Regions from separate parts of the Homo sapiens genome. Here region 2 is linked to region 1. Evidence: chromatin loops called from intact Hi-C (ENCODE). Cell type or tissue: heart right ventricle. All regions are shown on one strand. Links, peaks and the distances in the headings refer to the core of each region. The heading gives the core; the rest is flanking DNA.

Evidence for each region. A loop is a pair of places that touch in the nucleus more often than their neighbours do. Peaks named below come from ENCODE experiments on the same cell type or tissue, not always from the same donor. Only the 100,000 strongest peaks of a DNase experiment are listed, where the experiment ranks them.
Region 2: a loop joins it to region 1, with 12 times the contacts of the local background. A loop is called at or near these places in 72 of 110 quality-filtered maps.

The regions. Positions count from the first base shown.
Region 1 is chr11:73,287,120-73,292,486 of GRCh38, forward strand. The region is part of intron 1 of P2RY6 (pyrimidinergic receptor P2Y6); the gene reads left to right. Among named protein-coding and RNA genes, the nearest start is that of P2RY6, 17 kb to the left of the region's middle. RefSeq lists enhancers at 1,598-1,647, 2,199-2,765. In heart right ventricle, for the core only: CTCF peaks have their summits at 2,532 (motif pointing left) and 2,739; DNase peaks (open chromatin) are centred at 1,865, 2,014 and 2,352; H3K4me3 peaks cover 800 bases; H3K27ac peaks cover 2,903 bases.
Region 2 is chr11:73,186,505-73,191,871 of GRCh38, forward strand. No RefSeq gene overlaps it. Among named protein-coding and RNA genes, the nearest start is that of IUR1, 6.3 kb to the left of the region's middle. In heart right ventricle, for the core only: no CTCF peak of the experiment used is centred there; a DNase peak (open chromatin) is centred at 3,003; H3K27ac peaks cover 1,206 bases.

The DNA of each region.
Region 1 (5,367 bases), core at 69-5,068:
CCCATCTCTCATCTCTGCCATTCCTTGGCTTTCTATGTGGATAGTCTCCTCCCTGGTGGCAGTATCTCCGTCGCCCAGGACAATGCCTGGAACTTAGTTCACTTGGCTCCAGCAGCTCCTGCCTCACTTTCTACTAACTTTGCAAATATTGTGGAAGACCTGTCTCCTTCCTGATGCCCCAGTAAAAGCGCCAGAATTGACTCTGAGGCATGCAGTGAAGGTCACTCCTCCACCCTGAGCCAGTTACAGGCCTGAGGGGCCCACTCTTCTCTCATTGGTAGGCTTAGATCACAGACCCATCACTCCCAGATCCCCAAGACTCTAGAGGGGAGAAGGGGGATCCCCCAAAGGAAAATCAGAGGGCAGCGTCGTCATCATAAGAGGGGGTCTGGGAACTGGGTGGGAAGAAGCTACAGAGGGGCTGAACAATGACTGCCAGGCTAGCCAGGTGGCTGGACCTGGGCCATCTCTCCCCCCACGGACTGGAGCCTGGTTATCTGGGAGGATGGGCGGATCCTGAAGGCACTAACTGTGGCCATCAGCCAACTGCACTACTTGCAGCTAAGCAGCAGGTTCCTTCTCAAAGGGAGAACCAAGTGGCCTCTCCCACAAGGAGACAAACAAATGGGACAGCCTGGTTGTCCAGGCAAGGCACAGAGAGCTTCTCCCACTAGCTCCAGGGGAGAGTTTTTTAGGAGGCCCTGGGGATCTCCTGGAGCACTGGGTGGGAGGTGCAGTGGCCCTATAGGCGTGGACTTATACAGGCTGGGCACCACAGGCCGTCCCTCTGCTCACCGGGGGCTGCCCTGTCACAGCTGCTCCCTGGGCCTCTGTGCTATCCACACAGTTCCTCAGTCTCAGGGCTGCCCTTGACCTCTCAGCCCTGTGCCCACCGGGGCCGCGTGGTCTCTAACCCTCTTCATTCACATTCCCAAGAAAGAACCTCTTGCTAACTTTGCTATGCCTCAGTCACCTCATCTGTAAAGTGGAAACAGTAGTTGTGAAGAGTGAATGAGACACGGCACATCAAGCATTTTGCACAATGCTTGGTGCATCGTTAGTGCTCAATGAATACATGTGTCCAGGTTGTGGTGGGACTTGTGGGTGCACTCTTCGGCAACTGGGGCCCCTCATACATAGTGGGGTCTTGGGAGATGCAAGTTCCATCTTTGCTAAGCTTGAAGAGGCTGGAGAGAAACCAAAGGAAGCAGCCCCAACCCTCAAATTCCCCAAAGCTGCAGCTTCCTCTTCCTTTCACTGAAAATGGCTGTTTCAGTTTTAGCTTTAATTCCTGTTGAGTGGGAGGTTGAGAAGGGGAAGTGGGAAAGGAGTAGAAAAATCAGGGTCCCTGCCTTCCACGTTCCCTTCTGCCAGGTTTGTCCTTCTGTAGCCAGCCAGATGCCACAGGTAGGACCAGAACTCCTCCAGGTGAGAGGACTCTGCTTCCGGCCCTCTGTCTTCTGGGTGCCAGGGAGGCACTGGCTTTAGGAATCTGGCCTCAAGCTGGCCTCAGGTGGGCTCCAGGGGCAACCCTGCTTCAGGCTAGAGGCTGCCCAGAGTCAGGATTGGGTTGATGACTGGGGCACAGAGGGTATAGTGACCCTGTATAGTAGGTAGGTACCATAAGTAGCCCTGTTTACCCAGGCTCAGAGAGGGTAGGTGGCTCTCCCTAGGTCACACAGCAAGTTGGTGGTCGATCCCAGCCTGTCTGACTCCTCAGGGGAAGGAAGCGAACTCTTGACCCCTGACATCCTGTGCCCTTTCTGCTAACTCACCGGCCAGGGGCCAAGCAAGGGGGTTTCCAGGCCTTTATTTCCCAGCAGGCAGGCAGGCCAAGGTTAGGAAGCCTCTTCCACATCCAGCCTGGTCTGAGCTGGTTCCTGCCTCAGCTGGCTGGCAGACAGTGACTCAGGCTTCCAGCTCCTGCCTTTGGCCAACAGGTCCCCTCATCCATGCTAGATATGAAGGCCTCAGGGGATTGGGGAGGCTGTGGGGTCATGTAAAGTTTATCCTGAGACCATAGGATCTACGCAGCCTGAAGGGCTAGGCCCCTTGTCATTTCTTCCTATGTCCATACTGAGTCGCTCCTGCTCTAGAACTGACCCCATGGTTGTCGCCTGAACTGAAAAAAGGAAACTGGAAGAGGCTGTCTCTGCTGTGAGGGGAGGGGCTGCCGTGTTTTGCCAAAGGTGTACCCGGGTGGAGATGGGCGGTGGATGCTTGAGGCCAGGGCCTCTATGTCAGACAGACAGGGCGTGGTGCTGACCCTGTCGTCCCTGCCACGTCCCCAGTGGCTCCTGTGACCACATCGACCAGGGTGAGGACCTGAGAACGAGAGCTTCAGCTCATCTGGGGAGGGTGAGTGGAAGGAAGGTTGGAGAGTGGGTCAAGAGGAACTGAGACTGGAAACCCAGTCCGGAGGCTGCTCAGTGCCAGCCCCGAGGGGAGGCCCCCCACTGTGGGCAGACCAGCCTTGCCCTCACCCCTCCCTGGCTGTGTGACGGAACGGGGCTGGCTGTCCTCTGGCGCCATCTCATGGCTACAGGGTCTCAATGCAGGGAAGACCTAACTCCCCTGGGAATCCCCTGATCTGAGCATCCAAGCTCCGATTTTGGGGGGAACAATGGAGAAGGGGGCCTTAGGGTCAAGAAGAACATGTTGAAATGCCACCTGGCTGGGATAGCTTGGAAAACTCACTGGCCCTTCCTGAGCCTTAGTTTCTTCGTCTATAAAGGGGAGGGAATAATCCACCCCCCACCAAATTGCCCAGAACTGCAGATAAAACATCTGGCACAGAATAGGCATTTAAGAAACAATACTGGCCAGGCACGGTGGCTCACGCCTGTAATCCCAGCACTTCGCGAGGCCGAGGCAGGTGGATCACCTGAGGTCGGGAGTTAGAGACCAGCCTAACCAACATGGAGAAGCCCCATCTGTACTAAAAGTACAAAATTAGTCTGGTGTGGTGGCACATGCCTGTACATCCCAGTTACTTGGGAGGCTGAGGCAGGAGAATCGCTTGAACCTGGGAGGCGGAAGTTGCAGTGAGCCGAGATCGTGCCATTGTACTCCAGCCTGGGCAACAAGAGTGAAACTCCGTCAAAAAAAGAAAGAAAGAAAGAGAGAGTCAGAGAGAGAGAGGGGGAAAGAAAAGAAAGGAAGGAAAGAAAGAAAGAAAGAAAGAAAAGAAAGAAAGAAAGAAAGAAAGAAAGAAAGAAAGAAAGAAAGAAAGAAAGAAAGAAAGAAGGAAAGAAAGAGAAAGAAAGAAGGGAAGGAGGGAGACTGGCTGGGCACAGTGGTGCATGCCTGTAATCCCAACACTTTGGGAGGCCAAAGAGGGAGGATCTCTGCCAGAAGAAGGCTCTGCCTTGGAGGTTCATGATGGGCCAGCCCCTCTCAGGCCTCCCATCTGAGGCCCCCTCTTTGCAGAGCTCATCCATTGCTCTGGCTTCTGTATTTATTTATTTCTCACAGAGGTTAAGCTCATTCCCCACTTCTGTGCCTTTGCCCACACTGGGCCTCCTGTCTGCGATGCCCTCTTCAGCCTTGTTATGTGTCCAGGTCCCTCTGGCCCTTCAGTGCCCAGCAATGGACATGCTTTCTCCATGAGCTTTGCAGGTTACTCCCTCCCAGGTGCACCCATGACCCCTCAGACCTGAGTGTTCCCTCCCGGGCCCTGCCCCCTCCTCTAGGCCTAGCCAGGTCCATGGGCAAAGCTAAGGCCCGGTGAGAGCAAGGCAGTTCCTTGGCTCCGATTCAGTCATCCTTAGATTCTTTGAAGTCCCAAGCCCTAGGATGCTGTGGTTCCAAGGTCCTGAGGGCCCTCAAACCTAGACTCTGTTAGGAAGGCAAAGAACTAAAAGGCCGGTGGGTAATGGGTACTCAGTGGTTGTTGAGGTGCCAGGCCAGGCCTCTTGTATGTCCTTGAACCCCTGAGAAGAGGGTGAGGAAGGGGCAGCTGGCCTTAGTTTCTTTCTCCATCTGTCAAGTGGGACCCCATGAGCCTTTCCTTCCCCTCTGAGGTTAGTCCAAGTGCTCTTATCTGAGCAGAGCGGTGGGATTAGGGGTCTCCAGATCTGCACGTCTGGGTGGATAAGGCATGATAGGGACAGCTTTGTGTTTCCCATCCATCCAGGTTGCAGGGACTGAGACCACTTAGGCTTCTTACCCAAGCCTTGCCCTGCCCTGCCTTGGGGCCAACACCTCCCAGGAGTCCTCAGAGCTGTTCCCATTCCTGGGACAGTGACCCGCCCTGCTGGGAGTGGGTACGGGAGGTTGTCCCAGGGACCCAGCAAAGGACTGGCTGCTGAGCTGAAGGCCACCTTGCTCTCCTGGGCCACAGCACAGGTCAAATCCAACCAGGAGGTCCACACTCAGCTGGCAGAAGTGACCTCTTAGCACAGGCCTGAGCAAGCACTAGGTGCTCAACCTGTGCACAACTGACCAAGTGTTTACCAGAAGTTCAAACCTGATTTTTCTCAGTGTGATCCAAACTTTGGGTTCCCACTCTGTTCCTCAATCCCCTTGCCTGTAAAAATGGCTTTGGGGTGAGATCGATGCCTTTAAAGGCACCTTCAGCTCTGATGCTCTAGGCTCTAGGAGTCTCCTCTGCACCTCCCAGGGTAGAAGATGAGCCACCCTGAGTGGCACTTCATCCTCCCAGCACACTGGTGATCAGTATGACCATATTCTACCGAGGAGGCTCAGAGAAGGGAAGGGGCTTATCTAGTCAGTGATTGGGGGCAAAGGTGGAGTAAGAACCTGGGCCTCAAACTCCCAGGGCAGCATTCTTTCCCCACACCATCCTCCCATGCCACCTGCCTTGCTGCCTCAGCTGCTCCAAATCAAAGCCCACCTCCTCCAGGTCGCCCTCTTGGAATGCTGCTTCCCCCTCTGGAGCTGGCCTCCCTGGGACAGTGAGGAGCCACATCCCCTGCTCTGGTCTCCTAACAGCTCTGAGGCCAGTTTGGTGGTGAGGAGGGGCTGGGGTGGATGAGGCAGCTGGGTCCTCAGGGGCATCACATCTATCTCCACAGCCCACGTCCATCACTCCTCATGCGCTCTGCGCCTGCCGTGTGGAAGGGGCAGTCGCTGTGAAATGGGGGAATGTGGGAGGATCTGGTGACACATAGTAGGTACTCGATAAGTGTGTGTGGAGAAAAGAAGAAGAGGGAAGCGGGGGGAGAAGGCGGCTGAGTAAGTTTGTACGTAAGTGGATTGCCACATGGAGGGATGGGTAGATGGACATGTTGGTGAGTGAGCTATTGAATGAGGGAAGGCAGGCTAGATGGGTGAGTGAATGGCTGGGAGGAGGAATGGACACCCCGTGGCTCTGAGTGTTATAGCTAAAGGAGGAGCCATGAGCTC
Region 2 (5,367 bases), core at 227-5,226, 100 kb before region 1:
GCAGTATGAAGACTCAAGCCCAGACTTGCTGGCTCCTGCCTGCATCTCCCTCCACCTGGGTCTCCTGTCTCCCTACCTGCGGAAAGCTCACACTCTGAATCATTGTGCATGGCTCTTACCCCGCCCACCCCATCCTTGCGGCTGCTCACCTCCTGCATCACCTGTGCCCACTCAACAGCACACATGCCCACAAGCTCACATGCACCAAGATGGGCGCACTGGGTGCACGGGTGCACATGCATATTCCAGTCCTTACTGCTGCTTATCAGCTGTGTGACCTTGAGCAAGTCACTTAACCTCTCTGAGCCTCGGTTTTCTCATCTCACAGGGGTTGTTATGAGAATTAAATAAGATACTGAGTGTAACATTTCTAGTACCTTCCCTGGGCATAGTGCTCAATAAAGATTATCTACTTTTTAAACTTTAGCTATTTTTATTTCATCATTATTGTATATGTGCATCTTTGTACACTTTTTACACATGTAACAAGAGACATGCAGTAGACACAGAGGCCCGGGGATTACCACACACACCTACTGCCCATGCAGGAACCCACAATAAACCAGCCAGCCACCTAGTATACTGGGTGCCCATATGCTCATGCCAGGCTCTACTGAAGATGGGAGTTGGGGTTACCTGTGGTAGGGATACCTGTGTATAGGAGAAGACGGGGCCCTGGCCTTGGGGTCCACCCAAGCTGCCCGGGAAATGAGTTTTGTGCTCAAAGTGTGATCTGCGGGCCAATCTGGGACCTTGTTAGAATCTTGAAGAATCTCATACCTGACCCCAGATCTTCTTCTGAATCATGATCTGTTTTGGTTTGTTTTTTTTTTTTTTTTTTTGAAACAGAGTCTTGCTCTGTCGCCCAGGCTGGAGTGAGTGCAGTGGCGCAATCTCAGCTCACTGCAAGTTCTGCCTCCCAGGTTCATGCCATTCTCCTGTCTCCTAGGACAATAGGCACCCACCACCACGCCTGGCTATTTTTTTTTTTTTTTAGTAGAGATGGGGTTTCACCGTGTTAGCCAGGATGGTCTTGATCTCCTGACCTCGTGATCCACCCACATCGGCTTCCCAAAGTGCTGGGATTACAGGTGTGAGCCACTGCGCCCCGCCCCGATTTTGTTTTGTTTTGTTTTTAGAGATGGGGTCTCGCTCTGTCAGCGACAGGCTCCAGTGCAGTAGTACAATCATACTCAATAGCACACTGCAGCCTTGAACTCCCAGGATCAAGCAATGCTTCTGCCTCAGCCTCCCAAGTAGCTGGGACTATAGGCACATGACGCCACATCCAGCTAATTTTTTAAAAAGTTTTTTGTAGAGATGGGGTGGGGTCTTGTTATGTTACCAGGACTGATCTCAAAGTCCTGGCCTCAAGTGATTCTCCCTCCTTGGCATCCCAAAGTGCTCGGATTATAGGCATGAGGTACCACACTCAGCCAGGATCTGCATTTTAAATAAGATTCTCAGAGCACTAAGGCAGAGCAGAGGAAAGTGGGTGGAGCTGCATGCCTGGGCAGGATGAGGCTGACTTTGGGCCTGTCCCAGGTGTCTCCAATCCACACCTCTATCAATCAGGCTAACACACCTCCTGGCTCCTCCTCTGCTCTTGGGAGTTGATGCTAAGGTGTGAGGTTATCCAGTTCAGCCTTGGAAGGACAGGCTGGCCCCCTCAATCCTGTTCTAGGAGAACAAAAATAGTGAAGTCTCTCCTTGGTTCCTCTCAGGGCTCTGAAGGGCTTGGGGCTGGGAGCCACATAGGATCCAAGAAACTAGCAGGGGGTGCCTCCTGCCCATCGATCCCCCTTCTGAACCATGTTCATCCTAGCTTGTGAATCTCCCCTCCCAGCCTCCGGGTAGGTCACTGCCAAAACTCTGGCTGACCTCTTCCATCTTGAGTGGGGTGTGGGCTCAGTCCCTTGGGGCCATGGGAGCCTGAAGCCTGGGCCAGATCCCCCCTCCCTATCCCTGTTGGGGCTAATTTTAGGGCTGCTTTGACAGCTGCCTCAGCTCAGCCTGGGTCAGTTCCCAGCCACTCACTGTTGGGGTCAGTTAGGGTCACCTAGGAGTGGGCCAGGCCAGCCCCACCTTTGGCTGCAAAAGATGAAACTAGAATCTTTGTCCCCTGTCCGCCCTCCCCACTGCCTGGAGAGTCCCACTGAGCTGACCTCCACGTCCCATGCCCTGTATGTGAAACCGCAGAGGAGCCCAGGATTTAGAACAGCCCATGGAGATCAAGACTGAGTATTGGTGCCTCCATGCCTGGAGGATGCAGACAGGTGAGGCCCCTTCTCAGCGGCCCTCTCTGATGCCAACCCAACACATATTTCTGAACTCAGTTACTGTGCAAGGCTGTCAGAGATTAGGAGCAGATGACACCTGGGATACTTTCTGTTTTTTGAGATGAGTCTCGCTTTGTCACCGAGGCTGGAGTGCAATGGCACAATTTCGGTTCACTGCAATCTCCGCCTTCCAGGTTCAAGCAATTCTCCCTGCCTCAGCCTCCCAAGTAGCTGGGATTACAGGCACCCACCATCACAACTGGCTAATTTTGTATTTTTATTAATTTTGTAATTTTGTATTTTTGGTAGAGATGGGTTTTCGCCATGTTGGCCAGGCTGGTCTGACCTCAGGTGATCTGCCCGCCTCAGCCTCCCAAAGTGCTGGGATTACAGGTGTGAGCCACCGTGCCCAGCCACACCTGGGATACTTTCTAGAGGGAGGATTTTAGCTTCTGAGAACAAAGGGATGGAGTCCTTCCTCTGTCACCAACGCTCTGGTCCTTGGTTTCCTCCCCTCGGAAAGGGTGTGGTGATACCTGCTCACAGACTAGCTGGGGGTACAGAGGAGGAGAAAAGGGCCGGAAAGCGTGCTGGGAACTCTGGAGTCTGCAGTGCCCACAGGGCCGCCACTCGGCTGGGGCCTAGGTTCTCTCCCATGAGAACCTAGAGGTTGAGCAGCTACCACAGTCTTCGCCCCAGCCTGCCCCCAGCCAGTAATGTTGCAGAAGAAAAGAGGAACAGATCTTGAAGCTGACGTGGGCGAAAGGGAAGGGAAATGCAAGCAGGGGCCACGGAGGGAAGCTATGGGTCTCCTTCCCCCACCTGCAGCCTTTGCTGCCTCTGTTACTACCTTCTGTCTTTCCAAATCCTCCCCTCATCTCCAGCTCCTGCTTCCTCCCTGACCCTAGGGGGCTAAATAAGATGGGACACTGAGCACCCTGTGGGGAGGTGAGCTGTCTGGTGGGCTTTGTTTAATTTTCCAGAGCCCCCTCTCTACATATAACCAAGGAACTTTCTAAAGACAGGGCTGGGCTTCAGTCCTCCAGGGGCAGCCCTGTGAACTGGGCTCAGAAAACCTCAGATTTGAACCCTCAACCCCATATCTGTCTGTGTTACCCTGAGCCAGGTGGGCCTCCCTCTGAATCCAGGTGCCTCATCCTCACACTGGCCCCATGAGGCCTTTGCAAGCTTCTGCCTGGTTCCTGGTTCTCATGGTGCCCCGGCCTTGTGTGTGAATGAGTGTGTGTGTGCACACTGGACTTTGCTGCACATGGTAGCCCACAATCAATATTGAATAGCCCACCTCAAATCCTTTTTGAAAGGCTGAGTACCTGAATAAATAGATAAATGTTGACTGAGTCTAAAAACACACATGCAGCCTGAGAAAAGCCTTGTTTATCCAGCCTCCCTAAATAAGGAGTCAATTCCCAGAGCGGACTCTCCAGATGATTCAGGATGGAGGAACCTAAAGATGTGGAAGAATAGAGGCCTCCTAGGTGGAGGGAACATCGTGAGCCACAGCTGAGAGCTGGAGGATACTTGGCTGCAAGTCGAACAGCCACATGAGATGAGCTGATAAGGCTGGCAGGGTCCAGAGCCTGGAGGGCCTCGAATGCCAGGCCAAGGAGCCAGACCTTATCCAGAGGGCAGTGGGAACCATGGAAGGGTTTTGAGCAGGGGAGTGACAAGGCTGGGTGTGTGGCCAGCAGGGTCCCTCTCTGGTTGCTGCATGAAGCATGGACTGAAGGCAGACAGCAGTGTCAAAGGGCCCTCTGCTTTTGAGGTTCAGGAGGAAAAGATGAAGGATGAAGTTGGGCAGTTCAGCGGAAGGTGAGAGGTGGACAGTCCCCAGGATAGCACAGAGGGGTGGCCAGGATTTAGTTAAGGATGGGAGGAGGGCAGGCAGAAAATGAGAGGAGGCTTGGTGGCTTCTGGGTTCCTGGCCCAGGTGACCGGCTGGTTGGTGATGCTCTTGCTGAGGTTGTGACAGGAAGAGCAGGTCTGGGGAAAGATAAAGAGTTCATCAGCTTTGGACATGTCAGGGGAGCAGGCGTCCCAAAGGAGGATTGATTAGAGGGCTGGAGCCAGGTAAATGTGGACAGATTTTCCCTGAATGACATTTTACTGGATGACTTTAAAGTATCCCAAGTATCCTGGGGACAGTCTTTGGCACCAACTGCCTATGGTCCCCAAGACAGATAGGACCAGGACTTGGGTCCCAGAGAAGGGTCAGCAAAGGGTCTGACTAGGGTGAAGGGGAGGGTCTAAGATCCTTGGCTCAGGAGTACCCCCAGGGTAATGCAGGAGTGGCTGGCACAGAGGTTTAGAGGTAGATAAGGGGTAGGAAAAAGCCATGGGTGGGCTGAGCTGGCAAGCCTCAGAGACCAGTCAGCCCAGAACCATCATTGTACAGACAGACAGAGCCAGGCCCGGCAAGGCCTAGGGATCTGGCAGGTCACAAGTCAAGGCAGACAGGTCATCAGCTTCTGGCTCAGTGCTGTACCCTCAGCCCGACTGGCTGGGAGGGGTCAGCTCCGTGTGGGCCTGGGATTGAGCTCCTGGGCCACGTCTAGGTGCTGTGGGCTTGTGTGGTTCGGGTGGAAGCACTGGGGCAGGCAGATGAGAGCCCCACCCTGAGCAGCACCCTAAACCCACTGTCTGTCAGTCTGCCCCAACCCTGTGCTTTTACTTTCTCAGTCCCAGGACCCAGGCTGGGCTGTAATCAGAGGAGGGAACTGGAACCTGGACCGGGGGAACACAAAGCTCTGCACACAGCCAGTCTCCTGGCAGATGCTGAGATGCTCATGGGTGGGTGGGGGACTGTGGCATCAGGGGCCATGTTCCACACAAGGTGAAATGCAGTAAGGGCAATTTCCACAAAGCTTGTTGAGCCAGGTACTGTTTTATGATCTTGAAACAGTGAACAGGATTTATGTTCTAACTAGACATTGACAATAAGCAAACTAATACATAACATAACAATGGAAAGATGAGAGGAAGAAACAGAGCCCAGAGGGATGGGCACCTTCAGTGGGGAGCGGGGAATGGCCACTTGACAGAAGACCCCTGCAGGCCTGATGGGCTGAGT